Linked DNA regions of Mus musculus: region 1 is linked to region 2. The links are chromatin loops, found by intact Hi-C in ENCODE. Cell type or tissue: heart. All regions are shown on one strand. Each heading gives the region's core, and the rest is flanking DNA. Links, peaks and the distances in the headings are about the cores only. Region 1 holds the start of Lypd4 (Ly6/Plaur domain containing 4). Region 2 has its middle 35 kb from the start of Gm38965.

The links. A loop is a pair of places that touch in the nucleus more often than their neighbours do. Peaks named below come from ENCODE experiments on the same cell type or tissue, not always from the same donor. Only the 100,000 strongest peaks of a DNase experiment are listed, where the experiment ranks them.
Region 1: a loop joins it to region 2, with 2.1 times the contacts of the local background. A loop is called at or near these places in 3 of 42 quality-filtered maps.

What each region holds. Positions count from the first base shown.
Region 1 is chr7:24,859,814-24,876,336 of GRCm38, reverse strand. It overlaps Lypd4 (Ly6/Plaur domain containing 4), which reads left to right and starts at 6,646. Exons shown (of 5, transcript NM_182785.3): 1 at 6,646-6,808; 2 at 8,923-9,109; 3 at 9,507-9,650; 4 at 10,837-11,163; 5 at 11,444-11,717. The coding sequence starts at 9,043. The coding sequence ends at 11,646. It overlaps Dmrtc2 (doublesex and mab-3 related transcription factor like family C2), which reads right to left and starts at 6,280. Exons shown (of 9, transcript NM_027732.2): 1 at 6,165-6,280; 2 at 3,632-3,859; 3 at 3,403-3,557; 4 at 2,339-2,415; 5 at 1,959-2,139; 6 at 1,304-1,430; 7 at 529-589; 8 at 214-388. The coding sequence starts at 3,855. It overlaps Gm38966 (a long non-coding RNA gene), which reads left to right. Exons shown (of 3, transcript XR_003946614.1): 1 at 1-30; 2 at 501-669; 3 at 1,027-1,573. It also overlaps the pseudogene Gm18207 and the pseudogene Gm9844. In heart, for the core only: no CTCF peak of the experiment used is centred there; no DNase peak of the experiment used is centred there; H3K27me3 peaks cover 380 bases.
Region 2 is chr7:24,810,361-24,826,883 of GRCm38, reverse strand. It overlaps the pseudogene Gm5893. Among named protein-coding and RNA genes, the nearest start is that of Gm38965, 35 kb to the left of the region's middle. In heart, for the core only: a CTCF peak has its summit at 9,190 (motif pointing left); no DNase peak of the experiment used is centred there.

The DNA of each region.
Region 1 (16,523 bases), core at 7,615-10,114, 50 kb before region 2:
ACTGGACATTTGTCATTCAGAACAAAACTGGTAAGTAGTGACTCTCAGAACAACGTTCAACTGCAGTCTCAGAGGCCTGGCTGAGAAACTCTGGGGCCCTGACCTGAGGGAATTCAACTAGTATCTGTCCCATTTTTGGTTAGTCCCTGCTTGTTCTAATGGCTACCATTTCCCAACCAAACTTATCTCATTCTCTCTTCTCAGGAAGGTTACCTGGTGGGCCACAGGGGTGGAGCAGAGAGATCCAGGCAGGGTTAGGGGGGACAGATGGGGTCAGGCGGGGAGCCTGGGATGAGTCTTTCAGACCTACAAGGGCCTCAGCTGCCTCCCGCTGCAGCTGCCGCTCCGAGGGGCCAGATGTCCAGGCCAGGCAGGAGGCTCCAGGGGCCTGCAAAGGACAGGGAGAGGAGCACACTGGGAATCTCACTCCCCTCCAACCTGTAAGTACTTCCTTCCTTTAATCCCCATGTTTCCCTTCTACAAATTCAACTTCCTCCCAGGCTCCTGGATGCCACTTCTCCCCCAGACCTGTGGCTGTAGCAGAAGAGAGTCTGGGGTGCCACAGGACTGGAGTATCAGAGTTGAACATCTGGAAAAAGGAGAGAGAGAGACACACACAGGCAGTGGTGGACATTCTGATCTGGGAACTGGAGAACTTTGTGGACTTGGGTAAGTCTTGTTCTCTATCTTGGCCATTTCACTTTCTATAAAATGAGAATCTCTGTGAGTGTCCCCTCTGAGGCTACTGTGACGGTTATAGGGAGGGAGTCACTGATGGTAGTGTCTCAGAAGCAGAAAGGATGACCAGTGGGACTGGAACTGCTGTCTGTCCCACCAGCTGCTCTAATGGCCTCTGGTCTATACCTGTGCCTTACCACCGTGGCTTTCCATGTCACCAGACAACCCTACCCTATTGTACCTGTTTCAGAAGCATGAACTGCTTGTTCAAGATCAGGCCAGTGTTAGGTGTTGTTAATTATTATAATGACCCGAGATGAGTTTCATCTAGGAATTACTGATATTTAGAACAGGCTCTGAGAGGTGCACAGTCTCAGCAAAGCCTCAGTTATCAAACAGAAGACGCCTGCCTGCCTGCCTGCCTGCCTGCCTGCCTGCCTGCCTGCTACCCTTCCTAGAGATGAATCGGAAGCCCTGACCTGCTGGCTCTACCTGCCAAGCTCCAGGATTACAGGTGTGCACCAGCACACGTGGCCTGAAACTTTTCCTTCTATATTAGCTGTTAAGGTCTGCAGTACAAAGATAAACTCAAAATGAACACATTTCCTTTTGTGTTCCTACTTACGTGTGAGGCAGGTTAGGGGGTCCTTGGGGCTCCCCAGAAAGTGGAGCCGTCAGTACTGAGCGAGATCCTGGGCAGGTCGGGAGGGTCCCATGAGTGGGCAGCCGGAGAGAGGTGCCAGGGTCAAAGCCTAAGGAGACAAAAGAACACAGCATGTACAGGGCTCAGGGTCACACGACTGTGCTCGCTTCACCCACCCATGTCTCTTTTCTCTCCCCTTTCTGGTACAGTGGCAACTTAGCATTCAAATATCTGTTGAATAAAAGGTGAATTATCGTCTTTGTGTTTTTAAAATTCATTTTACATCCTGATCACAGCACCCTCCCTCCTTACTTCCAGTCCCACCCTTACAAACTCTTTCCCCCATTGTCCCCTCTTTTTCTTCTCAGAGAAGGTGAGTCCCCTTGGGTACCCTCCATATCCTCGGGTGTCTAGTCCCAGCAGGTCTATGCACATCCTCTCTCACTGAGGCCCACCAGGTAGTCTAAGTAGAGGGAAGGGGATTCAATAGCAGGCAGCAGAGTCAGAGACAACCCCCACTCCACTTGTTAGGGAACCCACATGAAAACCAAGCTGCATATTTGCTACACATGTGTAGGGGTCTAGGTACAGCTCCTGCATGCTCCCCGGTTGGTGGCCAGGTCAGTTAACTTCTTACCAGGAAAAGGATGTAGAGGGACAGCAGGTTCTTGGCACAGCAAGCGGCATACCACTGGAGGTGGCATTGAGAGGCCTGGGGGCAGCCAGTGTCCAGGGCCCCAAGGCCCAGGAGGCACTGGAGTCCAGGGCAAAGGCAAGGCTTCCGGGGGGCGGCTGAGCAGCAGTGGCCCATAGTTCTCCTGCAAGGGTAGAGGGCAAGGCTGAAGTGAGCATGCTCTGGGATGAGGGTGGGACATGCAACTGTGGGCGGCTCTTAAGTCCCTTTTTAGTTCACCCACATTGCAAGTCAGGGCTGCAGCTGGAACCCAGGGAGCACAGAGGAAACAGTTGGGGCTAGAGCCAGGCTAGGAGCCACTCTCTCAGACTCAGGTCTCTTACCTTCCCAGGGGGTGTCAGTACCAGTGGGACTGCTCCATGGGGACTCTGAGGCTGGGGTGCTATGTTCTCTTTTCCAGCTGTGAGGAACCAGGGAGAGATCCAGTGAGCCCATTTCCTGACTCCTTTCCTACTCCAATTTCAGCTAAGGTCTCATCTCACTCTGGCTTCTTTATTCTTTTGTTCATGAGGCCCAGGCTGGTTTTGGACTCCTGCTTCTGCGTCCACATACTACCACAGCCAGGCCTGTTCTGATGTTTGCTTCTCCTGTGTAGCCCTCCTCCAGACAGGGGTCTAGCTTGGTTGGCTTCCAGTTCACCTTCTGTCTGCAGAGCTGGGATTATGGACATGCCCACCACACCCTACTCTTCTCTTTCTTTAAAAACATGTATTACTGTGTTTGGGCGCCATGGTGTGCACATGGAGGCCAAGGGCAACTGTGGGGAGTCAGTTCTGCCCTTCTTTCTGTAGGCTCCGAGGATCAAGCTCAGGTCACTAGGTTTGCACAGCAAGTACCTCTACCCGGACCCACTCACTGTTGCCCTCCCCTCTCATTTTCTCTCTTCAGCTGTCACTGTGTCCCTTGCCTACATTTTAAGGTGAGCTTTTGCTTATTCATGTGTATGAGTGTTTTGCCTCCATATATGTATGTCTGTGCACCACATGTCTGCAGTGCTTAGAGTGATGTGGTTGTGAGCTACCTTGTGAGACAGCACTCTTGACTGATGGCCCATCTCTCCAGTCCCCTTGAGCACATTTTGTTTTGTTTTTCAAGACAGTGTTTCTCTGTGTAGCCCTGGCTGTCCTGAAGCTGGGATTTTAGACCAGTCTGGCCTTAAACTCAGAGATCTGCCTGCCTCTGCCTCCTGAGTGGTAAGAGTAAAGGCTTTCATCACCCCTGCCCAGCTCTTGAACACATTTATAGTTGGAGAATGTGAGGCTCAGAGAAAGAGAACAGAAACACTGGGCCCAAGTTGGTACTAATTTCGTTTCAGGACAGTGATGCTTGCTTGCCCTTATCCTCCTGCATCCAGATCCCTGTCCCACTCCTAACCAGAGACACTCACAAGGGATCCCTGGCCGAATGGCTCCCTTCTTGACACGGAGGGGAGCTTTCAGAGGGGTTGCCCCTTTCATCAGTCCCTGAGCCAGGTGCCTTTTCAGCTGTGCCTCCTGCTGCCTGCGCAAGGCCACTTGGGCAGCCATGACCCTCCGACGTTCCCTAAGAGAGGGGTGTTGCTAGTCCAAGTCAGCCTTTTGGAGGAGAGTCCCCCTCCCCCTGAACCGTAAACTCACAGGATGAGGACACATTTGTGACACTCGCAAGCCTGAAAGAGGCAGAGGCGCTTGTGTCCCTTGAGATGGGCTGTGACCCCATGGTTGCGACAGCGGGCACAGGTTGGAGAGCGACTGACTGGTCTCCTGGGAATAAGCTCTGTACTCTGGGGCACTCTGGCCTCGTCGGCTGGGGAAGAGTCAGCAGAACAGTGGTGGAGAGCAGCCGTTTCACTGGGGTCCATGGATCTAAGGGGCAGGAGTGGTGGGTCGGGACAGTTACATTGGCTCTGTCCTACCCAGCCCTTCTGCTTTTGTGAAGCCACATCTGTGGCCATCCATCTGGGCCCACTCAGGACCCAGCTTTCATCTTGGCTTCTCTTCTCTTCACTCCACAACCTTTCTCATCGACCCTCTTTTCTTTCTTAAGTATTCATTCGACACTAAGATCCTTCACTTTTGCTCACCTGCACGCTTTGCCATGCTCGGGTATATATACGCTCACCCTCCCAGAGCCCTCAAGCACGCTCACACTCTGGTCTACAAACAGGGCTTTCAGGCATCCTCTTCAGCAGCTGTCATCATCTCCTTGCACTATCCGGTCCTTACAAACATTGTTATGTGGCCCCTCAGTTCTAAGTCCCACGTGAGCTATCCGATTCAATCCACTCTTTCTCTGCTCTCACTGTGACTCTGGGGGGGGGTGTGTGCTTTAACAGCGTGTAAGCATTACTGGAGGAGCCTAGTGGCCGACGTTAGATGTGTCTCCTCCACTGCTCTCCAGTTTAGCTAGACTGGCTGGCCGATGAGCTTCAGAGATCCACCTGTTTCAGCTCCTCACCCCTAGTGGGATCACAGACAGACGTCACTGCACCCACCTTTTAATGTGGGGGTCTGAGCTCAGGTACTCACAGATGTGGTCAAGGTGCTGCTTTATCCACTGAGCCCCCTTGATTTTTTTAAAAAATTAATTACTTTTGGAGACAAGATCTCACTATTATGTGTGTATGTATCCCTGGCTGGCCTGGAATGTTCTATGAAGACCTGGTTGGACTCAAACTGGTAGACATTCATCTGCTCTGCTTCTGGGTTAAAGGTGTCTGTCACCAAAGTCCGGCTTTTGTTTTTGTACTCTATAGTAACAATATTATCCCCAAGAGATTTTCTATAGGGCTGGAGAGATGGCTCTGTGGTTAAGAGCACTGGCTGTTCTTCCAGAGGTCCTGAGTTCAATTCCCAGCAGCCACATGGTGGCTCACAACCATCTGTAATAGAGTCCGATGCCCTCTTCTGGTGTGTCTGTTATTTATACTATAATAAATATTTAAAAAGAAAGAGTGATTTTCTATCCCATTTTCACGAGGGGATTTGCCTTTTAAAAAATGGACATTGAACCTAAAGCCTTATAAACACATGCTAGCCAAATGCTCCTCACTGAGCTACCTCCCTAGTCTCCCTAGCCTCCCCACTTTTTTTTTTTTTTGAGACAAGGTCTTGCTAAGTGGTCCCGGATGGCCTTGAACTTGCTATCCTCCTCCCTCAGCCTCCTGGAAAACTGAGATTACATTATTGGCCTATACCACCTGCTTGCTAGATATTTTATTCAGACTCCATTAGTTTAACAAATATTTACTAAACCACGCATGCTAGCTGAGATCTGTAATCCCGACAGGAGTGTAAGGCAGGGATATTGTTGTGAGTTCTAGGCCAGTTTGGGCAATTGACTATCTTTACAAAAAAAAAAAAAAAGAAAGAAAGAAAAGAAAAGAAAAGAAAAGAAAAGAAAAGAAAAGAAAAGAAAAGAAAAGAAAAGAAAGCCGGGCAGTGGTGGCGCACGCCTTTAATCCCAGCACTTGGGAGGCAGAGGCAGGCGGATTTCTGAGTTCGAGGCCAGCCTGGTCTACAGAGTGAGTTCCAGGACGGCCAGGGCTACACAGAGAAACCCTGTCTCGATCCCCCCTCCCAAATCAACAACAACAAAACCTGACTGAGTGTGGTGGCAGACTCTTAAGAGTACAGGTTTGTGGGGTAGAGGCAGGAGGATCAGTAGTTTTTGGGCTACATGAGACCCTGTCATAGATACAAAACAAACAAACAAACAAACAAACAAACAAAGATCCCCCTTCCCAAATGGCTACTGAGTCCCTGCTAAGTGCGGAGTCCTGATGTAGGCCAAAGGTGTTCTCAGGACGCCACTTTCTTGTACCCAGCTGCATGGGCGTCTTGACAATCCATGTAGCCACTGCAGCCTGAGGCGCTTACGCCCCTATACCCCGTGTTAATAGCATGCACTGCCCCTTCCCAAGCAAGCATTACTTGGGTGCCCCCCTTCCAGCAGTCATCCATCACCCCCAAACGCTGGGCCTGCGGCCCCTCCCGCCCCAGGGTCCCAGGGAGGGGGCTGGGCACGAGGACCGCGCTCAGGAGGTGGGGGTGGGGGGTAGAGCTGAGCAGCGCGAGGGGGCAACAAGGGGAGGCCATGGTGGGGACCCAGCTCAGGAGAGGCGGGGCAAGGAGGGGCGGTATGATGTTCATGCCGCCAGCGGGTGGTTACCACAGCCTCGAGCCGAATCACAGTCAGCCAGGAGAAGGCCCAGAGAAAAGGGCGACACAGTGGCGAAGAGGAACGGCCGGCTCGAGCGGCTTTTCCCGCTCGCTCCTTCACACAAGGACCAATGAGCTCCAAGCACAGCGCTTCGGCGGCGCCGCGCAGCCAATAGGGTTTGCAATCGTCCCCCGATGGCCCGCCCCTTTCTTGCCTACCCGCTTCTCCGCGGCAACAATCACGCCAGCCAATAGCGCGTCGAGTTGAGTCTCACACACGTTGCCTTCCTCCTTTACCTCACCAGACTGTTCTTCACTTTGCAAGCAGGCAGCCAATGGGGCGTCGAATGACCTCAGCCAGAGCGAGGCTGGCCCTGCCCCACCCTGCCCCCCCACCGCAGGAACCGTGGTCCTGAGGCGTTGACTCAGACCCACTGCGCTTGCGCCTGCGCATAACCTGGGCTCCGCGCTTAGGCCTCCTTCGGCTCCCCCTCCATGCCTGGTGTTTAGGGCAGGCTTTTTAGCCTGCCTTTTGCCACGCACATCTGGGTTACAGCACCCGGGTGTCTGTGGCATTCCTGGCTAAAGAAGGTGGCAGAAGTGACTTCCAGCTGGACTACTGCTATACAGAGGATGTGTCCTGGAGCTGGAAAGGTGCTTTCTGCCCAGCCTGGGGTGTTGGGATTGCTTAATGGTGGGTTGAACAGAGGCTGAGTTTACATCGGGAGGAGGGAGCTCAAAAGAAGTGAACGCTTAAGCGGTTGGCCTTCTGGTACTCGTCTGAATAATCTTATTATTATTCACAATGACCCGGAGGGATGAATAGCCCTACGTTTTTTGTTTTTTTTTGTGAATGAAGAAGAGATTGACAAAGTGCCCGAGATTTCCCAGCTAATTGAACTCGGACTTGGAGATTACAAGTTTGGTTTAGCTTGGAGAGCGCTGAGCCTGGCAACGTTGTAGCCCCTCCCACGCGGTTTCAATTATTTCGCCATCCTGTGCATCTCCATTCCCGTAGGCAGTCGTCCTAAGGTGGTTAGTTGTGTGTCTTCTGATTTTGTGTGTGACCTCTAGAGATGTATAGCGTCTTGAATACACGAGAATTTTGTGGATGTGGTCATGTCTTATTTAATGACAGCACTGTGCTTTTCGTGGTTAACCCACGTGCATGTGTACATCTATACTTTTTAAAAATTGTTACTATTTCATGTGCTTTGGTGTGAGCTGTTGGATCCCTGGAACTGGAGTTAAAGAAAGTTGTGAGCTCTTTGTGTAGGTGCTGGGAATTGAACCTGGGACTTCTGGAAGAGCAATCAGTGCTCTTAATCGCTGGGCCACTAATCAGGCTGGCCTCAAACTAAAAGTTTCACCTGCCCCTGACTCCGGAGTGCTGGAACTAAAGGCCTTTGCCACCACTGCCCGGCGGCTGCATGTGTACATCAATTGCTTCTGTGGTGTGCTGTTCTGTGGTGTGTGCCTCCCTGCAGGTTGTGCACTCCCTTAGTTTTAAGAGGGGTGAACCTCTTACCTGTCACATCACACAACGATGTCTCCTCATGTATTGGAGGGTGAAGATTTTTATTATAGTTATCTAGTGGGTATTTATAAACCGAATTTGACTATTGTAAAACTTCTCCCTGCACTAGGCTTCAGGCACTGCTGGGAACTCCCAATTCCTCTTTTCCCAGGGGTCCCATCCACTCTTCCCTCAATCACTCCACAAACAACAGTGTACAGAAGTGTCTTTATTACCTCAAGTCTGCCAACAGTCGCCCCTTTCCAGCTCACTGATTGCTGTCAGCCTGTGAGTTGTATAATGATACAGTTCGCAAGATAATTGCATTTCCCAGGCTATGGTTAGACTTGAGCACCTCCTCAAAAGCCCAGTCTTGACTCTTTGAGAGGATAGTTTGTTTCTTCATGGGCTTAGCCGAACTTCCCTCTCTTTTTCTTGGTGATGTATAGAAGAGCCTTCGTTTTGTCAGTTTAAAGTAATACATATTTTCTTATGCAATTTGCTTTGAATACGATTGTATGTTTTGTGTAGTTTTTGTTGTTTTGTTTATGTTTGACACAGGGAAGGCTGGGCTAGCCTTGAACGTGTTATGGAGTTCAAGGTGATCTTTAGCTTCTGGTTCTCCAGTCTCCCCCTTACAAGTGTTGGGGTTATAGGCATATACCATCATGTTATATTATCATGAAATCGATGGCGTAATACTGTAACTAGACCATATTTAGTTTCCTGCAGATTTTATCTGCATCTTTGTCCGCGAGTGATGTGTATTATGGTTGTTATTTTCTTCAGTTCCAAATACTTTAATTTCCTTACTCAAAAGAGGGGATTTAAAAATATGTCTGTATCTACTCTCTCCCGGGCTTTTTATATTTGAGACAGGGCCTGATGCAGTGAATTTGTTCGTTTGGTCTGGCTGGCCTTAAATGTAGGTCAGCCTCCTGTGTGCTGGGGCTGCAGGTGTGCAAGTGTGATCTACCATGCTTGGTTCACATTAAAGTGCTAATTCTCAATTTGCTGTTCTGATTTCATTGGGTTTGGCTGGAGAACAGCCTGTGTAATGGTGGGTCTTTGGATCAGCACCATGGCCAGGGGGAGGACCTAGGCAGGAGAGTGATGAGAGGTGTCCTTTGGAAAGCAGATGATGCTGGGTATGAAGAGGAAGGGGAGACCACAGAGATGGGAAACCTGTGTCATTGAAGGTCTCAAGGGAGCCCATACTACAGCAGCTGACACAGTCAATTTTCTTCCTTAGAAACAGTGACCCACAGGGAAGTGGACAGAGGATTCAGGGATTGACAAGAGCCAAACTTGAGATTCCATCTGAAACTGGCTCCAGAGTGACGTGTCACATCCAGGACCCTGACACGGAACCATGATACTGCAGGCCTGGAGATCTCTGCAGCTGCTGTACCTCTTAGAAGCCATCTCTTTACTGCCTTGTATGTCCTGCAGGGCTGGGTGCTATAAGGCCACACATGGGAGGCTGTGCTATGTTCTGGTGGAAAGCAGGCTGAATATCTGCTCCCCTCAGGGCTCAGGCTTTCTGTGTGCTGAGGTTAAGATGGTGACGTGGAAAGCCATGATGGGTCATTGGTCCCAGCACTTGGGAGGCAGAGGCAGGTGGTTCTCTGAGTTCGAGGCCAGCCTGGTCTATAGAATAAGTTCCAGGACATCCAGGGGAGCACAGAGAAACCCTGTCTTGAAAAAACAAAAACAAAAACAAAAATAAAAATAGAAAACAACCTCCCCCCCACCCTGTCAAACCCTAAAGAACCAACACACAAAAAGAGAAGGTGGTGTGGGAGACAGATGACTGGAAGAATATTGTGTCTTTAGGTACTGAAGCTCTTCTGTGCTATGAGGCGACAGCATCAGCCTTCAGAGCCGTGTCCTTGCATAACTGGAAGTGGCTTCTGTTGAGGAGCATGGTGTGCAATCAGAGAGAGGGCTGCGAGGAGACCGTAGTGTTCATCGAGACGGGTGATCCTTCTGTTCATTCTCCTGCTCTCCTGCCTGCCTTCTTAGTCCCAACACCTAGGACTAGGATTACACACACACACACACACACACACACACACACACACACACACACACACACACACAAATATACAGTGGGATTATAACACACATATATTGGAATTATTTTTTTTAATTTTTTAAAAAGATTTATTTATTTATTATATGTAAGTACACTGTAGATGTCTTCAGACACCCCAGAAGAGGGCGTCAGATCTCATTAGGGGTGGTTGTGTGCCACCATGTGGTTGCTGGGATTTGAACTCAGGACCTTTGGAAGAGCAGTCGGTGCTCTTAACCACTGAGCCATCTCTCCAGCCCCCTATATTGGGATTATACACACAGATGTTGGGTTTATACACACACACACACACACACACACACACACACACACACACACACACACACATTGGGATTATACACACACTGGGATTATACACACACACATACTCACATTGGGACTATAAACATGCATATATTGGAATTATCTACACACACACTGGGATTGTACACACACACACATACACACTGGGATTATCTACACACACACTGGGATTGTACACACACACACACATACACACTGGGATTATCTACACACACACTGGGATTATATATACACACTGGGACTACACACAGAGAGATTATACACACAAACGTGTACAAATTGATCATAAAAGCATAGTGCTGATCATTTTAGATAGTAACATTACCACACGCACACAATAAAAATGTGTGACTGTGAAACACTTTATGTGTCTCAATGGCACACCAAGTCAAAGGGGACATCAGTTACTTAAGAGTGACTGCTTAGGAGGACAGTAAGTGGGGGAGAGTGAGGACTAGGGATTACTGGCAAGAACGGGGTAGGTCTCAGATAATTGTCATGTAGGATGGAAGTGGACAGGTCCCTGGGGGGCAGGGACAACCTGTGGAAGAGGGAAGGACAAAGCAGACACAGGAGCAAGAGCAGCAAAGACCAGAAGGCAGAATGGCCTGGCTTCACAACCCCATACAGCACAGTCTGCAGATACGGGAAGATGGAAGCTGGCCTTGGGACCTGGGGAGTTCAGGGAAAATAGGGGCTAGGAAGGGGAGCAGCCTGAGTGGGGCTGGGTCAGCGGCAGTAACCTCTCGCTCTTCTGCTCCTCAGGGACCAGTAAGGGAGTCCTGAGTTTCAAAGGCTGCAGCTCCGCCTTTTCTTACCCTCCACAAATCTCCTACCTCGTGTCTCCGCCCGGAGTGTCCATTGCCTCCTACAGCCGCGTCTGCAGGTCCTATCTCTGCAACAACCTAACCAACCTGGAGCCTTTTGTGAGACTCAAGGCCAGTCAACCCATGTCCACACTACCTTCTGCCAAAAGCTGTCCAAGCTGCGTGGGCAAGCACGACCAGGAATGTCTTCCAAGCTTTGTCACCACAGAGAATTGCCCCTTTGCTGCTTCCTCATGTTACAGTTCCACCTTAAAATTTCAAGCAGGTGAGAGCAGATGAACGTTTGTCAAGTGACTGTCTGTGGGCAGTGCACAGTCTCCAGGGCCTTTGTTCCACCCTGGAGACTGGTGAGATCAGGAGGTAAGATTGGAGTACAGGAGGCTAGACACATAAGTTCCAAGTCAGACCAGGTATGGTTCCTGGAATCCAAATCTCTGGTGGGAGAGCAGGTGTCCTGGTTGGTGAAGGGCTGGCCTCTGGGAAGAGAGCAGGACTCTTGATTCTTGAAGCTATCCATCCCTGATCCTTCTTTTCCTTCCTTGTAGGGAATCTCAATACCACCTTCCTCATCATGGGCTGTGCTCGTGACTCACACAAGCTTTTAGCAGATTTTCAGCACATTGGGAGCATCCGAGTGACTGAGGTCATCAATGTCCTAGATAAGTCCGAGGCTGTCAGTGCAGGGCACTGCAGTCAAGGTATCTCTTGGAGTGTTCTCTTATGCCTTCTTATACTCCTCAGAGATTGACCACCCAGCAGGACTGGAAAAATATCAGACCCTCCCCTTGCATAATCAAATAAAGCCTCGGATTTCTCCTCCTGCTCTGTCCTGTGGTCTGTGAGAGTGCAGAGGGGCCCTGAATGTACAGGGAGTGGAGCAGAGGAGCAAAAGAATCCAAGAAAGCTGGGTTCCTAGGTCGCTGCTGTTTTCTGCTCAGAAGCCAGTACTGAGGGGACAAGAGTCGGGGGGAAGAAAGCAGTGTAAGGGCTGGCAGCGTGGAAGGAGAAAGGCACACTGTCCTCAGAGCTCGGTCTTGTGGAACTCGGGTCTAGAGAGATGCTTTGGAAGGGAGGGAAGGCAGGGAGGCTGCTTGCTGATCAGTCCTTCTCATCTAGGCCCCGCCCCCTTCTTTGGAAAATCACCACTTTGACCAGCTAGCTACCATCTTTCCTCTCTCTTCCTTTTCTTCTTCAGCTCTCTGAGTCTTCTTCCTTCCTCTGGCTCTAGCTCCACCCCACACAGCTTTCCTTTTTCTCCTTCCCTCTCTTTCTTTCCCCTTGAGCTGGGGATTTAAGGCAGTTCTGACTCAGACAAGTCAATCGGTCTCTCACTGTGTAATTTCCTAGGCCCCTCTCAGTTCCTGCAGTTAGATGGACATGTTTCTTTCCAGTGGAATCTCACAACACTTTATGTATGTTTGTGTTATTTGATGCACAGAACTAAAAAAATAAGGCAGAAACACATACATGCACACACACACACACACACACACACACACCTCACACACACACACACACACCTCACACACACACACACACACACACACACCTCACACACACACACACACACACACACACACACACCTCACACACACACACACACACACACACACACACACACCTCACACACACACACACACACACACACACACCTCACACACACACACACACACACACCTCACACACACACACACCTCACACACACACACACACACACACACACCTCACACACACACACACACACACACACACCTCACACACACACACACACACACACACACACCTCACACACACACACACACACACACACACACACACACACACACACCTCACACACACACACACACACACACACACCTCACACACACACCTCACACACACACACACACACACACACACACCTCACACACACACCTCACACACACACACACACACACACACACACACACACCTCACACACACACACACACACACACACACACCTCACACACACACACACACCTCACACACACACCTCACACACACACACACACACACACACACACACCTCACACACACACACACACACACACACACACCTCACACACACACACACCTCACACACACACACACACACCTCACACACACACACACACACACACACACACCTCACACACACACACACACACACACACCTCACACACACACACACACACACACACACACACACACACACACACACACACACTTCCTTTTCTGAGGAAGGGTGGTATAGTTTAGATAGGATCTGTCCCTGACACGTTCACTCATTGAATACTTGGCCCCTACTTGGTGACATTATTTTGGCAGGTTGTGGTGACTTCAGGAAGTGAGGCCTTGCTGGAAGGTGTGGATTAGCACTGGTCTTTGAGGGTGTTTTGTCCATGGTTTCTTCTTCCTTTCTGTTTCCTGACTTCCATGAGCTGAGAGAGGTTCTGCTACTTCATGGCCCTGCCACCGCGATGATCATGAGCACACGGGGCCAAGAGACCATGGAGCATTCCCTCCAAAACCTTGAGCAAAGCCATTTCTCCTCCCTTACCTGACTTCTGCAGATGCTCTGGGGGCAAAGATGATGAGTGTGACCTACAAAGGAAAACTAAGAACTTGCTGTCCTTGAGGGTGGTTAAAGGAACTCTCCAAATGGTGATGGAAGAAAACAGGGACTCAGAAGGAAGAATGGAAGTTGACATGATGAAATGCCCAGGAGTTTAATCATGCCCTTTTTTTTTTTTTTTTTTTTGCCACAAGGTGTTTTTATTTTCATCAATCATACAAATAATTTTCTATAATATCCCAGGGCAAACCGGTGAAATTTGGCAGTCCGATTAGTGGAGGGGTCCCCTTCAGAGACCCGCGGGCCGGTGGCATCGGCTCGGAGTGCCCGGGTTTCACAGTGCAGCTTGTGGCTCGCGTCCATCTTGCAGGTGGCTCTTCCTCCACATCATGAGGGGGTCTTGGAGATGATGGGGCGGGGTGGGGTGGGGTGGGGAAATCTTCCTAGGCTTTTAGGAGATTTCACTCCTCTTTTCCTGTTCAATGGTCTCTTTGGTCGGCAGAGTGTTCTTCTCCTGCGTCTCGGTTTTCTTCAGCTTGGCCTTATCAAAGCTGGCGATTTCCCCCATGTCCGGCTTGTCTGCCATTTTCTTACAACTCGTGGATTCTCCTTCCGAGCTCGCGCTCCAGGTGCTCCCACTCTCGTTGCTGCAGCAAGAGACCTAATCATGCCCTTGATGGTAAAATATAAAAAGGAGTGTACATAGGGGAAAATTCTCAAGGCAGTTCTATTTGTGAACATTTTTTTTCTGTCTCTGTCTCTCTCTGTCTCTCTCTGTCTCTGTCTCTCTCTTTCCCTCTCTTTCTCTCTCTCCCTCTCTTCCCCTTCTTCCCTCCCCCTTCCTCCTTCTTTTCCTCTCCTCCCTTCCTCCTTCCCTTCCTTCCTTTTTTCCTTCTTTATGTTTTTTAAACCTTAGGCCAAACCATTTATTGATAGCAAAAGCCTTGGCAGCTGTGAGCCACACAAGGGATAAAGCAGTGCGGGAGGCAATAGAGGGCTCGTGGCAGGGGTGCCATCACCCTGCGAACATTGTGAGCTTAAGACCATTACTGGCAAACAGTGTAAATAAATAATGCTGGCAGGCAGGCAGGCATAGATAAGAAGAATGGAGCAAGGCAGCCACTTCAGAGAGCCATCAGGGACATGAAGACATGGGATACAGAGAATATTGTTCACAGGGACACAGGGCACATGGGACCATGGAGACACACAGAGACAAATGGGGAGGAGCAGTAGGTAACATAAGACATGCTTAGGTGACACATTGCACAACAAGGCTGGAATTCTGGGCTCCTCCGGAGACCACCCAGGAGGCTTCCTATACCATTCAGGTCCGGGGCTTGTAGCAACACACTGAGGCAGGATTGGGTAGAAGTCCTTACAGCCAAGTAGGTAACCTTGTGCCTTCAGGGTCCTTGTCATAGACATGACTGCCCACTCCCTCCAGTCCAAAGAGTATTCTATAACTGGGCTCTGGCAGTGGGGCTGGCTCCCACTGGGGTCAGAGTCTTGGAGCAGCACTCATGGCCCAGGTGGGGCTGGGGCTGGTCCTTGTCCAGGTCACCTCAGAAAAATGGTGAAGCGCACACCATTTGGGTGCATCGAGGACACATGTTGGGCTCTCTGGTGAACACAGAGAGACTGGAGGTTTTGTTGGGACTCTGTGTGTGTGTGTGTGTGTGTGTGTGTGTGTGTGTGTGTGTGTGTACTGCTGGCCTCCTCATCCTTCCTTTGGAGCACTGGGATGATCTGAAAGCCCTAGGTCAGAGGCATCTCATAGAGATGGATACTGGCACCTCTGATAGTCATGTCAAACAGAATGGCATAGCAGGGCATGTGGCAGAGGGCTCCTCATTTTCCTCAGTGTGGTCTCCAGGGAGTGTTTACAATAGAGACAGAACTTGTGCCCGTTCTTGCCCTTCTTGGTGGTGTGCCACACTTTTGACACTTGGCACACTTGGTGGCAATGGTCAGCGGGTCCAATCAACCAGTCCCTCTACCTGCCCTGGCTTTGAGCCCATTAGCATTTTCTTATGCTTTTTAAACTTAACGATATTACTTGGTTATACTTCATAGAAGTAATCTATTTCAAACGTCTGACTGGTGATTAATATATCTACAGGAGTGCACAGTTAAAACACTTTTAATCAACCCTAAAAGAAACTCTGCATTTATTAGTAGTTACTCTCCAAGGTTCCCAAATCTCCACAGCCCTGGGACACCATTATCCCATTTGCCTGTCTGCATATCCCCCTATAGTGGAGATACTGAACATATATAATTAAATCATAGCATTAGGTTTTGTTGTGTGAATGGGTTCTTTTGTATAGGATAATGTATGATGTTGTAGCATGCACCAATAGGTTATTTCTTTTGTTGAGAGTCTGTGTGGCGTGTTTGTGTGCATGTGTGTTGTATACTTGGATTTGTGTGGGTCTGTGTATCTATATACATGCAAACACCAAAGGATGATGTGGGATGTCCTTTAATTCTCTGCTTTAGTCCCTTGAGACAGGGTATCTCTAAACCTAGATGTGATGGTTTGTGTATGCTTGGCCCAGGGAGTAGCACTATTAGGTGTGGTCTTGTTGGAGTAGGTGTACCACTGTGGGCATGGGCTTTAAGACCCTAGTCCTGACTGCTATGAAGCCAGTCCTCTCCTAGCTGCCTTTGGAACAAGGCATGGAACTCTCAGTTCCTCCAGCCCCATGTCTGCCTGACCCCTGCCATGCTCGCACCTTGATGATAATGGACTGAAGCTCTGAAGATTCAGCCCCAATTAAACGATGCTCTTTACAAGAGTTGCCTTGCCTTGGTCACGGTGTCTGTTCACAGCAGTAAACGCCTAACTAAGACACTAGGTGTGGCTAGGCTGGCTGGTCCCAAGTCTTGGGACCCTCCATCTCCTTCTCCAATGCTGGCATCACAGGTGCACAGGACCCTGCTTGGGTTTAACGTGGGTGCTGGGGTTTTGAGCTTAGGTCCTCGTGCTTGCTAGTCAAGTGCTGGTACCCACTGGGCCATCTCCTCATGTTTGCTTTTTTTCTTTG
Region 2 (16,523 bases), core at 7,855-10,354:
TGTATTCAGGAGTAAAGAGTGTCTCCTGGGTCAAGGCACCCCAGAGGAGGACCAGGGTTTGCTTGCAACCATGAACAGGAGCCACGGATTTCCTTCCTCTGCTCTTTATAGAAAACCAGAGCCCACACCCAGAGATTGACCCTGATGTTCCAAGAAGCCACTTACCAACTATTATAACTTCTTTGTCTTTGGAATTATTGCGGCCAGTCGCTGGGTTATTGACGAGGCAGGTATACAGTCCATTATTACGTATGCCGACCTGGTAGATAGATATCTCTTGTCTAGAATTCCAGGGTTTTCCATTGATATTCCAGGAATAGTGTGCTTTGGGGTGAGACACTGTTTGGCAGGAGATCCACATGCTCTTGCCTTCCTCAAAGTATTTGTTTGGGGGAAATATTTCGGGGGTATCTGGGCCATCTGGGGGAAAGAGAAAGACGTGATGCCATAAAGGACACAGAAAGATCCTGTTCTGAAGAAGGTCAGTGTGTCCCTGAGCAGGGTGACAACCTTGCCTTACAATTGTGACAGGCAGGGCTGGCCCTTGGATAAGTCATAAAGCAGTTTCCTCTGAGGGCTTCAGGTCCCTCTCTAACATTCCACAAACACACACAGAGGATTCCACTCACACCCTGTCAATTAAAAAAACTCAAACATGTGTCATGCCCTGCTTTCTGTCACTAGCACTGATCCTCAGCCCCTTTACTGTCTGTCTAAAGTCTTGGTCTGCCAGGATGTAGACCATTGGAGCAGACGGGGTGGCCAGTCTGGTTCAGGGGCAAGAGTCAGTGTCATGGACGTGTATTGGACGTGTATTGAGCTGCAGGGATAAGAGAGGAATAGAAGTTACTCACAGAAAACATCCAGAGTGAACGGGTCACTATGGAAGGCACTCAGCGGGTTCTTAGCTTCGCACTCATAGTGTCCTCTGAAATGCCTAGAGACCTTGAACAAAGTGAGAGTTGCATTACCCCGAGACAGGACGACGCGGTCGCCAATGTGAAGCTTCTTACCGTTTAGATGCCACAGGTAGGTTGTTTTCTGGAAGGGAGGTTCGCAAGTTAACTCAACAGTGTCTTGACCCTCCACAGCAGTGGTCCTGTTGCTTGTTATGGAGGGCTTGCTTAAGAGAGCTGTGTAGATAACAGAAAAGAGTGATCTCTGTGGTACTGGATACCTGGAAAGTCCTCTCCCTAATAAGGGTGTGCATCTCTCACCCGTCCACCAAGGAGGAGTGAGCCACAGACAGATACACAAGGCCCTGGGCACTCAGGCCCTCGGGTGTTGGAGAATCACTGGCTTTCTCACATGGGAGCTGAGTGGCAGAGTTTGGATGTGGACTGACCTGGGAATGGCAGCAGTAGTCCTGCCTGGCTCTCCTGCCCTCACTGCCTGACCTTAGTGATGAGTTATTTCTTCACTGGTGAAAGGAGCCAATTCAAGACAGATGAGATTATATTAAATTCAGGTTTGTTGGGAAGCTGCTCTTGGTTGAGTTCACTGGCCCCAAGGACCAATGCCAGGGAAGTCACCATGGGGAGATAGAAGTGGGGAAAGGGGAAGAGAAAGAGGGAAAGGGCGCACATGCAGGTGCAGAGAGAAAGAAGAGAGAGACCAAAATGTCTGGAGTATATGGGGAAGAACCTCTGGGGGAAGGGCAGCCCCACCCTGGGCTGGAAAGTTCAGGTTGGAGGCTGGGTATGACAGGTAGGGACTGAGGGATGCTGGGGGAACCTGGAGGCCAGGTCTGCTTTGGTGTGTAAAATACGCACCTCAGCACCTTGATGGGGCTGAAACCAAACACTTAGGTCATGGTGTGCTTGAGTCCTGTCTGCTGTGTTGCTCTCCACTGCTCAGCCTGAGGCTTGGCTTTCCCAGGCTGTCATGTTGACAAGTCAGCATGTGACATCCCATGGCCCACAGTCTATTCTAAGCCCAAGAGCAGTGATCAGAAACCACACAGAGAAGACTTGAAGCAAGACCAATATTAGCTCAGCAGTCATCCTGGATCCCAGTGTCAGAGTGAGGGGGACAGACAGGACTCAGGTAGAAAGCCTTGTTCTTGTGTCTAAGAGGAAAGTCTCTCTAGAGTGCAGTCAGCCTTAGACTAAAGTCTACAGCCCTTCAGGACTGCGTATGATTCTCCTGTCGTGAGTCCTGTGAAACGGATGGAATGACTCACAGGAAGTGTGCCTTGTCTGTGACACTAAATGTGGACAAATGACACGCCATATTTCGAAGAGTAGCTGCTCTGGAGAGTCTAGCAAAGTGGCTTGGAGCCAATAAATGCGTGCAAAATGCTTTATCCCTTTACTCTGACCCCCCTAGAAACCACAAGTCAAGCTGTGGCAAGTTCTCCCAGACGGGGCAGATTGACAGCAAAGTCCTAGACTTGAGCTGACAATAGAGACATCCTGAGAACATAGTTGTGTGTGGAGGTGGGTTAGCCCATGCCAGCACTAGATGATACCGCCCCCTCTTGAAGGTTTTAGGAAGCAGTGACATATTGAGAAGGAGCCAGGAACTCTGTGGCCTGCAGCCTGTCTCCCTGGGAATCAGTATACCGCGAATCAGTACAGACAGGAGTAATTTCTCTGTCTTGTCTGTGGCTTATGTCACACACCAGTCACAAAAGAGACCTGGGTCAGACACAGGCAGCGAGACCTTTTTGTCTAATGGCGGGACCTTTTCTGCCTTCTGTGTTCTCTACTTCTGTTCTGCAGGCATGGTCTGGCTACAGGTGTAGACAGGAAGGGAATGGGACAGTCAGCCATTAATATGGGAAGGGAGGAGAGAAGCAAGCTGTGCAGGGAACGCACAGTTGCACGTGTGATAAGAGAGGAAAGAGATGGGCAATGGACAGAGAGATCCAGGGGTCTTAGAGTGACTGCGAGGCCCCCATAGACCATAATCTGCACAGCCGCCTCAGAAGTAAGCCAGATACTCTCAACTGAGAGTCAACCTGTGAAATGGCTTCTGGGTTAGCCTTAAGAGTACATATGTGTTCACAGGAATGGGGCAGGATTGGCCTCTGGTGTGGACCAAGAATGGGTTTGTCCAGAGATCTAGACGCTATACGTGTTGCAGCATCTAACTAGCTTGCAGGTTCATTCACTCATTTGTAGCTCAGTATGTCTAGTACTACTGCTAGGCAGTTTTCTTTCCCTGGCCTTCCAAGTGCTGGGATTGAAGGCTAACGCCATCTCGCCTAGGCTCCCTCCATTCTTTGTCACAAAACTATTAGGAGTTGTCTACTCTTTGGGAGTCTGTCCTGGGCCAGTGTCTAGTGAGGAGGGAAGGGAGCACTGTTGTTTTCTTTATCCCCTAAAGGCAGTGACCCCCACCCCACCCTCCACCTCATCAATCAAAGAGATGTGCCATTTTAAGTCCAGTAAGTCAACACGTGCCTAGAGGATAGGCTTAGACATCGGCTTGATTTATGCGATTCTCTTGCAGAATTTGGAGGATTACGAAAGTGTTCTAAGGCTCAAACCAGTCTCTCTCCCAACCTTCCTGTCTATTAGGAACGCTCCACAGGCACCTCATAAGCAATCCAGTCATAGAGAAGAGGACCGTGGCTGTAGACAGACATCCCATCCTCTGACCAGCACTCAGGCCCCTGTGGCCCAGACTCAGCAACTGCATTTCCTCCTGCTTTGGCTTCCTTTCAGCAGGGTAACGGCTATGGGGATTTCTGCCTTGTCTATAGACTAGCCTCACAGTGTTCACAACCACCTGGGTGGTTACCCAGTTCTTAACCGAATCCTCCAGGCCCTGGGCCAGAGACCATGTGTAGGGCAGAGCTTCCCCTTCAAACCAGCCTGCCTTCTGCAGCATGAATGCAGGGAAGGAGTTGCTCTTGTGAAGTGCGTTTCCATCCTGTGTGTCCTACACTAAGTGCCTGAAGCCTGGTAAGGGTCATGATGCAGAGAGCATGTAGGCACTGTCCAGACAGCCTGTGTGTGTGTGTATGTAAGAGAGAGAGAGAGAGAGAGAGATAGATTGTGTGTGTATGTGTGAGAGAGACTGTGTGTGAGTGTGTATGTGTGAGACTGTGTGTGTGAGTGCATGAGTGTATGTGTAGATGCATATGTGAGTGTGTATGTGTGAACAAAAATATGTGTGTGAATATGAGTGTATTGTCAGTGTGTGTGTCTGTGAATGTGTGTGAGTAAGAGAGTGTGTGTGAGTGTGTTAGTGTGTGTAAATGTGTATGTGAGTGTGTGAGTATGAGTATGTGTGTGAGTGTGTGTGCATGAGTGTGTATGAGAATGTAATATGCGTGTGAGTAACTTGTGTTGAATGCATGCCTATGTAAGTGCATATGTGAGTGTGAGTGTGTGTGCGTGTGTGTGCGTGTGTGTGCGTGTGTGTGTGTGTGTGTGTGTGTGTGTGTGTGTGTGTAATGCAATGAGCCCCATTTAGCTATTAGAGACCAGGGAGAATCACTTACGGTACACAAAGACTTCTACAAACAATGATTTTTGGTCATCTGCAGAATGGATATTTAGGCTGTAGATTCCAGATTGCTTCAAGGTGACATTCTGTAACATCAAGGATCCATTAGGGTACAGTGTCTCTCTCCCGCTATATAGTGTTCCTTGTTTTGTTTCTTGAGATTTTAGTTCATACATTATAATTAGATCGTTGTCTATCGGCCGTTTTCCTTTGAACCAGTGATAGGCTAATAGGTTGTCAGGCAGGTTGTGAGCAAGTAGAAGGACGTTCTTCCCTTCGAGAACAGCAGGTGGCACCGACTCAATAGTGGGCTTCGCAGAGGTGGGGATGTTCCAGATGGTTAGCAGTGAGGCTGAGGGGGAGGAGAAAAACATTAATACGTGGATCCTTTATGTATAGGAAGACGGGGTCCTATGTCATGGATAGGTATCTCTGTTCAACAGGCATGTGTATGAGTGTGTGTGTGTGAGTGAGTGTGTGCATATGTATGTGAGTGTATGTGTGTGCCAGTGTGTGAATATGAGTGTGTATGTGTGTGTGAATATGTGAGTGTGTATGTGTGTGTGAGTGTATGTGTTTGTATATGTGTGTGTAAGTGTGTAAGTGTGTAAGTGTGTGAGTGTGTATGTGTGTGTATGCCCATGTATGAGTGTATGTGTGAGTCAGTGTGTGTGAGTATATGTGTGTGTGTGAATATGTGAGTGTGTGTATATGTGTTTGCAAGTGTGAGTGTATGTGTGTGAGTGTGTATGAGTATGTATGTGTTTCCCTCTGCCCCTGCCACTGTTGAGGACAGCAGCCTGACCTCTTTCCCATCAGCTTCCTGAACTTCCTGTCCTTCTCAAGTGGTTTGTCCAGTAGCACTGCCTTCCCAGGTGTCCTCGGAACCCACTGTTCCCTGTCCTCAGATGCACACTCCCATTCAGGGCATCCTGGGGAATGTATTCCTTAGCCACCCTTTCTAGTGACCCTGGATTGTGGGCAGTGGATGAGGTCTGTGTGTAAATGTGTATTGTTGGCACAAGCACAGATGGCCATGTCAAGGACCCTAAAGCCCCAGACCCATGGGAATGACAATGCCTTCCTGGGGTCAGGCTCAGTATGGCAAGATTCTTTTCTGGTCTATATATGGATGTTACGAGTGACTGGCCTTTAGCTAAAGCCAGTGCATGTAGAAACTGTCAACCACGGCTTCCTCTTGCTGGATGTGATTGTGTGAGTGTGAGTGTGTGTGAACCTGAGACTCTTCCTTCCACCGAGATTAACCAACCCGTCTCCCTCCCTGTTCTGCTGTATACAATAAACCTGTCTCTTCAACTCAGATGTACAAAGTAAGTATGCCAAGTTTCCCAGCTCCTGTTGGTACATCTCCATCAGAGCTCATGGCCCACCTGATCCCAGTTTCTCTGTACACGTGTCTATGTGTCTGTCCTTTCTTCAGGCCCTGGTCATGCCAGTCAGGTTTTCAAGACCCAGCCTTGTGGGATGCAACTTTGGGTCTCCTCTTTCTGATCTTCCCTGTGCTGTTCTGTTCATGGCTTTTGTCAAACACACTATCTAGATGCCTTTGGTGGTCTGTCTTTCTGCCTAATATCATGTCTCTGTGAGAACAGGGATTTGTTTGATCCAGCTGTTATCCCAGTGTTGATAATAGGCTCAGATACCTGTGTAGGAATGAGGGATGTTGCCATGATCCTGTATGGTGAGGGTTCAGCTTTGTAACTGTGGGCAGAGTATTTACTGGACCAGGGTTTTTTGTTTGTTTGTTTGTTTGTTTTTTGTTTTTGTTTATGTTTTTTTAAGTCCCTGCAAACATCAGGCCGGCAGGGAAATGACTTAGGTGCAGTAATAATGAAACTCAGTTCAGCACAACTTAGTTAACCAGTGCTGGGTCCAACTTCTGGAGTCTAACACTGGCTAATTTTAGCCATATTTAAGCACAGCACAATTTTGGGAAAAAAAGTATTCCTGGTGACAACTAACCCGTTTCCAAGTGTACAACGAAGCTTAAGATGTGTTTCCGTTGAGACTCTTTACATAGTGCAGATGGCTTCTTTCATAAAGATGGGTTCTTGTTGACTTAGAAGCAATGCTCAAGATAAGGGTCTCCAGAGAATGTCTGAGGTAAACACAGGAGTGACCTGTCCCTAGGATAACCCAGAGGTCACGCAGGCTGTTCTGAAGTGCAAGTGACAGCCCTCATAAGGGTGGATTTTATGAACTAAGAAGCAATGCTCAAGATTTAGGGCGGAAAGTCTGGGATACACAAATGCAACATTCTGGGGGGGGGGGTTCTGGTGAAGACCGGCCCTTGCAAGGATAGCAAAGGACCAGCAGGCTGTAAAGTACATCCTTTCCCTTCGTTCCCCGAGGAAGACAGGTCTTCATCTATCTCTGAAGAGACAAGCCTGGGTGTTTAACTTTGTTGCCTTCTCCAGTGCTTATCTGTGTGCACAAGGACTTTCATGTTCTACAACCTTGACACCTTGTGAGAATCAGTCCTGAGGATTGTATTGGTCAGGATTCTCTAGAGTCACAGAATTTATGGAATGTCTGCACCTTATTAAGGGAGTTTATTGTGATGACTTACAGCCTGTAGTCCAATTAACCCAGCAATGGGCATCTGTGAATGTGAAGTCCAAAAGTTGAATAGCTGCTCAGTCCCACTTGGCTAGTGGTTTCACTCTTGTCCCTGTATTTGTCCCTTCCCCTCATGGGCCAAGAGAAGCCTTTTGTCCCTTCCTAGAATCTTATATTCTCCAGGAGACTCCAGCCATGTAGGGAACGGAGGAAGCCCCAGGGACTGAAGTGAATGTGTGTTGTTGATATGCGTGGCCACTTCAAGGTCCCCATAACTTCAGGCTCAGGACGGCAAGTCCTTCCTCACAGGGCACTAGGTGGGAGTAGGGACACTGAATACAGAAAATGTCCACCATAGCTGTCTCCCTGACCCATGGAGTCATTTGTGCCCTGAAGACTTCTCCCTTACAGAGACTGCTCCTAGGACAGTCCAATTGTTTTCCTCAAACCCCACCTCCTCACTCAGCTGTACGCAATGACCCCTCTTCCCTGTTCAACTCTATAAAATAAACACACTGTGCTCCTGGACTCTGCCGTTTCTCCACCAGAGATCCCAGTCCACAGATCCCAGCTTTCCTGTGTGTCCGTGTGTCCACCTGTCTTTTCTTCATTCCCTCGCCACCTCAGTGTGGTCTACCCCTGGAGCTGTGCCAGATACACCTCCTGGCTGTGGCACACCCGATCTATTCGAAGTCTTCCTGCTCACTTCCAAGGTTGTTCCCCTCACCTGTAAACAGAAGCCCCTGCCAGGGGACACACATTGGGGGAAGGGCTGAGGGGGGCTCCATGATCTGTTGTCGGCTCTGTCCTCTCTCTGTGGAAAAGAGCTTGGGCTCCAGCACTGCTCCCAAACCCTGATTGATGGCCCAGCCAGGTCAGTTCTGTTGTCCGTTGTCTCTCTGAGCTGAGTTCATCCTGGGCCTGGACCTTTCAGGGTCACATGGACTAGGAACAGAGCCTGTTGTTAGGACTCCCTGTTCCCTACCCTTCCGGGGTTCTCTGCTCCCCCTTCCCTGTGCTTGTCTTCAGTTCCCCATCCCCCCCACAGACTGAAGTGGGCCCTAGTCAACCCGTCTACCCCAGTGCTGACCTCTGTTGTGTCCTCGGCCTGAGGGCTGTTTTCATCACAGAGGGAGGCCTTGGAGCCCCAGACTAAGGGTGTGTTTCCTTTTGTGACACAGAAACACAACTAGCTGTTCACCTGCCCTTCTCAGTGACGTCTAGGCTCTGGGACAGTGTGACTTACTCTCAGTAGGAAGGTGATAGGGATGGCTCTAGGGCAGACTGATGGGCTAGCTGAGTCGTGTCTGGTTGAGGAGACCAGCTCTTTATCTGGCATCAGGTTGGCCTATGGACACAAATTTAGAAAGAGAAAGGGCTTCAGGTCCTGAAAAATGCAAGAGGAGGTGAGCTGGATATTCTGGGCTGTACTGTCCTTGGTAGAAGGTCCAGAGAGGAAGGAACAACCTTCGGGGGGAACCATTCCATAAACAGCCACCAAACCCAGACACTAGGCAGATGCCAACAAGAGCCTGCTGTAGCTGTATCCTGAGAGACTCTGCCAGTGCCTGGCAAATACAGAAGTGGATGCTCACAGTCATTCATTGGACGGAGCTCAAGGTCCCCAATGAAGGAGCTAGAGAAAGGACCCAGGGAGCTGAAGGGGTCTGAAGCCCCATAGAAGGAACATCAATATGAACTAACCAGTACCCCCAGAGCTCCTTGGAACTATACCACCAAACAAAGAAAACACATGGTGGAACTTGTGGCTTTAGCTGTATATGTAGCAGAGGATGGCCTAGTCTGTCATCAATGGGAGGAGAGGTCCTTGGTCCTGTGAGGGCTCTATGCCCCAGTATAGGGGAATGCCAGGACCAGGAATGGGAGTGGTTGGGTTGGGGAGCAGGGGGAGGTGGGAGGGGATAGGGGATTTTCAGAGAAGAAACTAGGAAAGAGGATAACATTTGAAATGTAAATAAAGAAAATATCTAATAAAAAAATAAATGGAGAAAACAAAACAAAACAAAAAGGTCCATAGAGACAGTCTCTGTGTATTAGCAGAGTGTCTCCTCTCTGTCCTTGCTCAGGTGACTTTCCTGTAATCTCTCCCTATGGGTGATGCTCGAAGGTTACAGAGTGCACGGGTTCCCCCTACTGGGCATGGGAGGAACTCACCATGCTTTGTTAGGTCAAGGTATGGGCAGTAGGCTGTGTATCCATGATTGATCCAAAGCCAAGCTCCTGTCTCTGGGATTCCATTCCCTGACTGTTACTTTGTGTCTTGATATCACCCCCCAACCCCCCGCCCATGACATGAGAAGACCTGTAGAGAGACTCTCTTGTGTCCTGTATGGAAGCATCACCTGCCAATAAAAATCTGATGGCCTGTTAGCTAAGGCAGGAAATTGGAGGTGGAAGTTCTGGCAGGGAGAGAGGAACTCTGGGATAGAGTCAGCCGAGGAAGAGATTCGCCCCAACTCTGAGGAGACAGATGCATGAAGCTGAGGAGAGGTAACCAGCCACGTGGCTCATAGAACAGAACAAACAGGTTAATGAAGTCCCAAGCTAGCTGGGGAACAAGCCCAAGCTTACGCCTAGGCATTTATTTATAAATAATCAAGTCTCAGAGTTATTACTTTGGGACCAGGGGAGTGGGTGGAAAAGCCCATGGTTGTAAAATCTTGCTTCTGGCGCCAAGGGCTGCAGCAGAAATGCTGACCAGGCACCCAGGGACAGATGGGCTCTGGTCTCCAGGCTGCAAGGTTGATCATCTCGACCCTGCTCACAGTGGTGTCCCTTCACTCCTGGGCTCCAACCTGTGCAAGGTAAGTGTAAGAGACGGTGAAAGCTGTCTTGAGATTACTGGTCCAGAGCTGGAGAACTAGGAGGATGAAAGCTATCAGGGGAAGTTTGCACCTCGGAGGGTTCGAAGAAAAATCTAGGTGTGTGTCTTTTTAGGGTTGAGATGGAGGGATGTAGAGTCTTTATGTATAAAACCATATTTCCTACAAATATAGACACCTCCTTTCCTGTGTGTATCCCTCTGACCTCCTTCAGTTGTCTTATTGATCTAGCTAAGAATTCAAGCACTGTATTGAACAGGCACGGAGAGAGTGGACATCCTTGCCTTATTCCTGACACTTGGTGCCTAACTGGACGTTTCACCCACTCCTGACCAGTGTTCACAGTACTGGAAGGTACTTTGCATGCTACCAGAGGAAGGTAACCACCAGTGTCACCCAGCTACAAGCCCTGGGACCTACAGCACCAAGATACACTGGCACAACTGTGGCTCAGATGTTATGGGAGAGACCAACCTATTTATTGCATTTATGGCTCACAGCTGTAATAGTGGCCAATTAAGTACTCAAATTGATCCTGGTGGTGGTGGTGGAGCTCTTTGCTACCTGCCTCAATGTTTTGGGTTTTCAAATGAAACACACACACACACACACACACACACACACACACACACACACACACACACACTTTTACACACACAGACTTTATTTTTTGATATGTCTAAAACAGCTTAATGGTTGGGTCACTGCCTAACCTCTACATGGCTAATATACCTTTCTCCAAAATTCCCAAATCACTATTTACTACAATCTATATTCTATCTTTGCTGCCCTGGACCCAGTCAAGACAGCTCTCTTGGGGCCATTCTACCCTACTCCTACATGGCATGGCGGCTATATTCTCTGTCCTGCACCTTCTCAGGCATGGCATCTTTCCTCTCCTTTTCCTGGCATGGAAGATCTCCTTCTTCCTTCTTCTTTCTCTCTGTCCCTTGCCCAGGGAATCCTAAAACTCTTGCCTCTGTCTCTCTGAACAGACATTGGCCACTGGCAACTTTATTTTCCAATCCAAACCAATCCTGGGGACAGGATTCCCTCAGTGTCTTATGTGCAGATTCTCATGTAATTTTGGGGACTCAAATTAGAATAATGCAAGCAGCATTAGGTTAAACCCTCTGTAGGCATAAATGTATCTCAACCTACTTTAACAAGTGTTCAACCTCATCTCTAGCCCACCACCCACCAGAGGTAATGGGAAAGAAAAGTTATTAAGACATGGGGGAAGTGGACCTGTTTAGAAATAGTTCTTTGGGAGTGAGTCCAACCTTCATTGTCAAGATACCAGCAGCTCAGTCCAGTAGCAAACACCAAACACGAATCAGCAGCAGCAGTCCAGTCGTCTTGGCAGTCACCCCACATGAACTAGCACCCGTAGTTCAATCCAGAAACCACAAGGCTTGCCAACCAGCCTGAGGCTGGGAAAGCAGTAAGAAGCCACAGGAACCCCAGGAGACGTTCTTTGGTGAGTTTCTCTCTATGGCACCAGCACAAGTGGAGCTCAGCAACGCAATGTAAGGTGAATCAATACATGCATGTCATTAGCGAAGAATAGCGAGGCAGAGCAAACCAAACCAATGCTCTAGCTGCCACTGTCTGTGGGATCATAATTATATTCCTTCTGTACATCATGCATCTTTTCACGTTTGTTCTTTCACCTGTGTCTGCTTCAGGAAAACATTCTCTCTCCCATGTGTCTGCTTTAGCAAAAAAAAACAAAAAACAAAAAAACAAAACAAAAAACAAAAACAAAAACAAAAAAAACAATCCTTTCACCTATGTGCCCCCAGCAAAACATTCTTTGACAAAACTGACTTTTCAAAGAAACCAGAAGTTTCTACTTCAGTCCACTCCATTAAATAAATGGAACCTATACCTGGCCTTGTTAAACTGTCCAAGAACATGAGGCTAGTTAGGTGGGCCTAGGGGAAAACCCAATACTATTATTCTGCCAAAGGAATATAGCAATGAAGTGACTCCTAATGACATACTCCTATGCTTATAGATCAGTGCCTCACTCAACCACATCAGAGGAGCTTTTTGCAGTAGATGGGAGCTAACACAGAGACCAACAACTGGAAAATGTGCAGAGAGTGAGAGACTTTGGAGTACTGAGCCCTAAATGGGATGTTTTCATCAATCTCCTCCCCCCAGGGTCCAGGATCTGTGAGGAAGAGGAGGCCAAAAGGTTGCTAGAGCCAGGGAGGATGGATTACTCAGAGAAAGCAGTGCCTTCGAGATTCAATGCACGTACGACCTTCCAGTGGCTGTTGGCATGCACAGGTCCAAGTTGGCCAGAGTCACAGATCTAAGAAGAGGAAGTGTACACGGTGTTTCAGCCCTAACCAAGAAGCTATTTGTAATTGGTATCTGATGGCAGGGAAAATCAGTTCTCTCCCATGAAATATCACAGGGTGTACCAACCACACTGCAGGGCAGGCCCTATGCTCAGGATAATTGGCTAACACAAAATGAACTCAGCTGCATGGTTTTGCTTTGCTCTGAGCTACCCCTGCCCCAAGACAGGGTTTCTCTGTGTAGCCCTGGTTGTCCTGGAACACTCTCTGTAGACCAGGCTGTCCTCGAACTCACAGAGATCTGTCTGCTTCTGCTTCCTAAGTGTGAGATTAAAGACACGCGTCACCACCACCTGGCTTTGCTTGGGTTTTTTGTTTGTTTGTTTTGTTTTAATGTTTGTTTTTGTGGATTTTAAATTATCTTTTTGTTTCAGTTTTGTTTTGTTTGTGAACGATATTGTAGAAAATTGTAATCCTGACTCAGGGTTTCTACCCTGCTTTGGACTATTTAGTTCCCAGATAAAAGACACACACACAACCTTCATATTTACAATAAGCCTTAATCAGGACTAGAGGTGGGCAGATAACTACCCTCTGATCTATTAGAGTCTACTTTCCTATAGATAACCCCGAATCATTACTTACTGCTTACTATGTTTCATGTGGGCCGCTCTTAACTCCAGTTGGCCAGCCTTGAAGGGCCATGTTTTTATGGCTCACTAACCCATGGTAGCTTCTCCTTCTTCCTCCTGCACCTTGTTCTTCCTCCTGATTTTCCTGTGACCCCAAGTCCAGGAAACCTAAACCCCACCTACGTCTCTACTACCCAGCTATTCATTGTTGGTGTCTTTATATATCAATCAGGAATAACTTCACATAGTCACTTGGGTCTACCTGCAGACTTGGAGACCTGCACTTAGCATTATAATAGACAGCAAGAACAACCTCAACAGCGAGAGGGGAGAACAGAAAGCTGGGTCACTATGGGCATGGGAAGGATCTGGGAGAAATTGGGGGAGAGGAGATATATTGTATAAAAGTTTTTAAAATTAAATATATATATATATGTGTATATGTATATGTATACATACATATATATATATATACATATATATATATATATATGAAGAGAGAGAGTTGTACAGAGCTTGGGTTTGTGCACTTAGTCAGCTGATGAGATTTTTGTGAGGAACCTGAAGATGATCTGGGCAGGTGGCTGTGTTTATATGCCTTTCCTGAAGCCTATAAAAGAAGTTATATAACATATGTAACATGAAACGTATTTAAACTAACTCAAATATACACGTCAGTGGTATTCATTACATTAGGGTGTTGTGCTCTGTCACAGCTCTTTCTAGAATCTGTCATCCCAGCAGGCCTTCTGTTGCCATCACACAATGACATCTTATGGCTTCCCTGCTTCAGCCCCTGCAAACCTGGAATTTGCATTCCTTTTATGACTTTGTATATTCTTGATATTTTATTTATTTGTAGTTATACAATGAATTCCATTTTGTTTCTGACTTATTTAATTCAGGTGTTTTTAGATATGTTTAAGTTGCAAACTGCATCTGAACTTTGTCTTTTCTTTTCTTTTTTAAAGATTTATTTACTTTGTTTATGTGAGTCACTGTCACTGTCTTCAGACACACCGGAAGAGGTCATTAGATCCCATGATGGATGTTGTGAGCCCTATGTGGTTGCTGGGAATTGAACTCAGGACCTTTGGAAGGGCAGTCAGTGCTCTTAACCACTGAGCTATCTCTTTAGCCTGAACTTTGTCTGTTTTAAAAAATTTATTCTTCTCTCATACAGGACATCCTGACCATAGTTTCCCCTTTCTCCTCTCCTCCCAGTCCCCTCCTTACCTCTCCTCTCCCTCAGACACGTTCCTCCTCCATTTCCCTTCAGAAAAGAGCAGGCTTCCCAGGGATATCAACCAAACACAGCGTAACAAGCTACAGTAACACTGGCCACAGACTCTAATATCAGGGCTGAGCAAGGCAACCCAGTAGGAGGAAAAGGGCCCCAGAGTAGGCAAATGAGTCAGAGACCCCTCCACTTCCACTGTGAGGAGTCCCACAGGAACACCAAGCTACACAACCATAAGATATATGCAGAGGACCTAGCTCAGACCCATGCAGGCTCCCTGATTGTCAGTTCAGTCTCTGTGAGCCCTGGTTAGCTGATACTGTGGGCTATGTTCTCACAGTCTCCTCAACCCCTCCTGTCTCCTACAATCCTCCCTCCCCCACGTCGTCAAGATCTCCCTCCCTCTCTCTCTCTCCCTCTCCATGCATAGAGAGTACTTTGATGAACTCCCCTCCTGTAGTACCCCCATCCTTCCTCGGTTTACCCGCCTTAGCCCTCTATGTCTCTGTGAGTGCCCCTCACTCTCATTTCCTTCCCACCCTCTATGCTATGCTCTGTACATAAGAGAGAACTTTCGAGACTTGTCTAAGTGCGGCTTATTTTGCTTAACATGATGTGCTCTAGTTTCATCCACTTCTCTGATGACTCAATTTCCATCTTTTTGGCTGAATGATACCCCACTGTGAATATATTCCACATTTTCACTTAAAAATGACCTATTTACGATTCAGTTGATTGATTGATTAATCAGTTATGGGCACATACGTGTGCACATGCATGCATGTGCGTGTGCGTGCGTGTCTGTACATCTAGATCCCAGCGCCTTACAGATGCTGGAGAAGCTCTGTACTACTGGATTATATTCACAGTCCTCATCATTTAATATTCACAGTCCTTATCATTTAATATTCACAGTCCTCATCATTTAAGTATTTTCGGACTGACTGGGGAGTCTGGCTTTGTTGTTCAGCATGGCCTCTCCCCTCAGCTCTTGGGCAGCAGAAATGACAGATATCACATCACCACGCCTGGTTGCAAGTGCATTTGGGGAAATGAGTGCATTGTATGCTAATCTCCCTGAATAGGTTGTAAAATATTTCCCTTGCTACCAAGCTCGAGTACTCTAGCAGCTAATTCTACCCCTAAATTTGAATTCCCAGCATCGCTAATTACGCCTGTCTACTCATGGATTGCATTTAAATGGCATTTAAGTAGTGTTTCTTTGTATCTGGCTTGTTTTGAATGATAGATTTTTCAGAGTCCAGTTTAAAAAACAGACTGGATTTTTGCTTCTGTTGCTTGGGATGGCCTGGAAAGAACAGATTCATTTGATCCCAGTGGCGTTGTCCATTTGATTCCCGTGGAGACAGGAATATACCTCAACATAATAGGCCATATACAGCATGCCTGAGGCCAGCAGCATGCTATGTGGAAGAAGCATTCACTAAAATCAGGACAAGACAAGGATATCCACATTCTCCGCTTCTGTTCAATCTAGTGCTTGAAGTCCCGGCCCGAGCAATAAGACAACAGAAGGTCATAAAAGGGATACAAATAGGAAAGGAGGAAGTCAAAGCATTCTCATTTGCAGATGTTATATCCCTTAAAGACTACAGAAACCTGACAGCTGACAAACCGGTTAAGCAAAATAGTAGCAAAACATGTGTGTCTGTGTATCTGTGTGTGTTTATCTACATACATTATATATATGCATATATATAAACCATGCACACACACATATATATACATTATATATATGCATATATATAAACCATGCACACACACACATATATATACATTATATATATGCATATATATAAATCATGCACACACACATATATATACATTATATATATGCATATATATAAACCATGCACACACACATATATATACATTATATATATGCATATATATAAACCATGCACACACACACATATATACACATTATATATATGCATATATATATAAACCATGCACACAGACACACACAGACACACACACACACACACAAGCACACAACTTTAAAACACTGAAGGAAGTAATGGACAAAGACACCAGGAGATGGGAAGACGTACCATTGGGGTCCAGTCACTCTCATCTCGTGCAATGCGTCCGATTGGGCGGCAACCTCTCACCCCGAGGTCTGCAGAGGGGAAAGAGCAGCAGAGCTCTTCATCTGAGCTGGTGCTGCTCGCCATCTTAGATCTCACAGAACTAGTGACTTCCGGCATTTCCACTGTGGAGGCTTATAAAGTGGACCCACTTTAGCACTGCAATTCCCCCCAGCCTTAAAATCCCCTCAACATCAAATCAAGGGATACCAGGCATCTCCAGCTCTTTTTCAGACAAGTGCTTCAGCTAGCTAGTCAAAATTTGGACACTTTTAAAAATTGGTATTTTGGTTTTTTAAAACTTTAACCATATTAAAGCTTGAATCTCCACTCACTGGCCCATATTG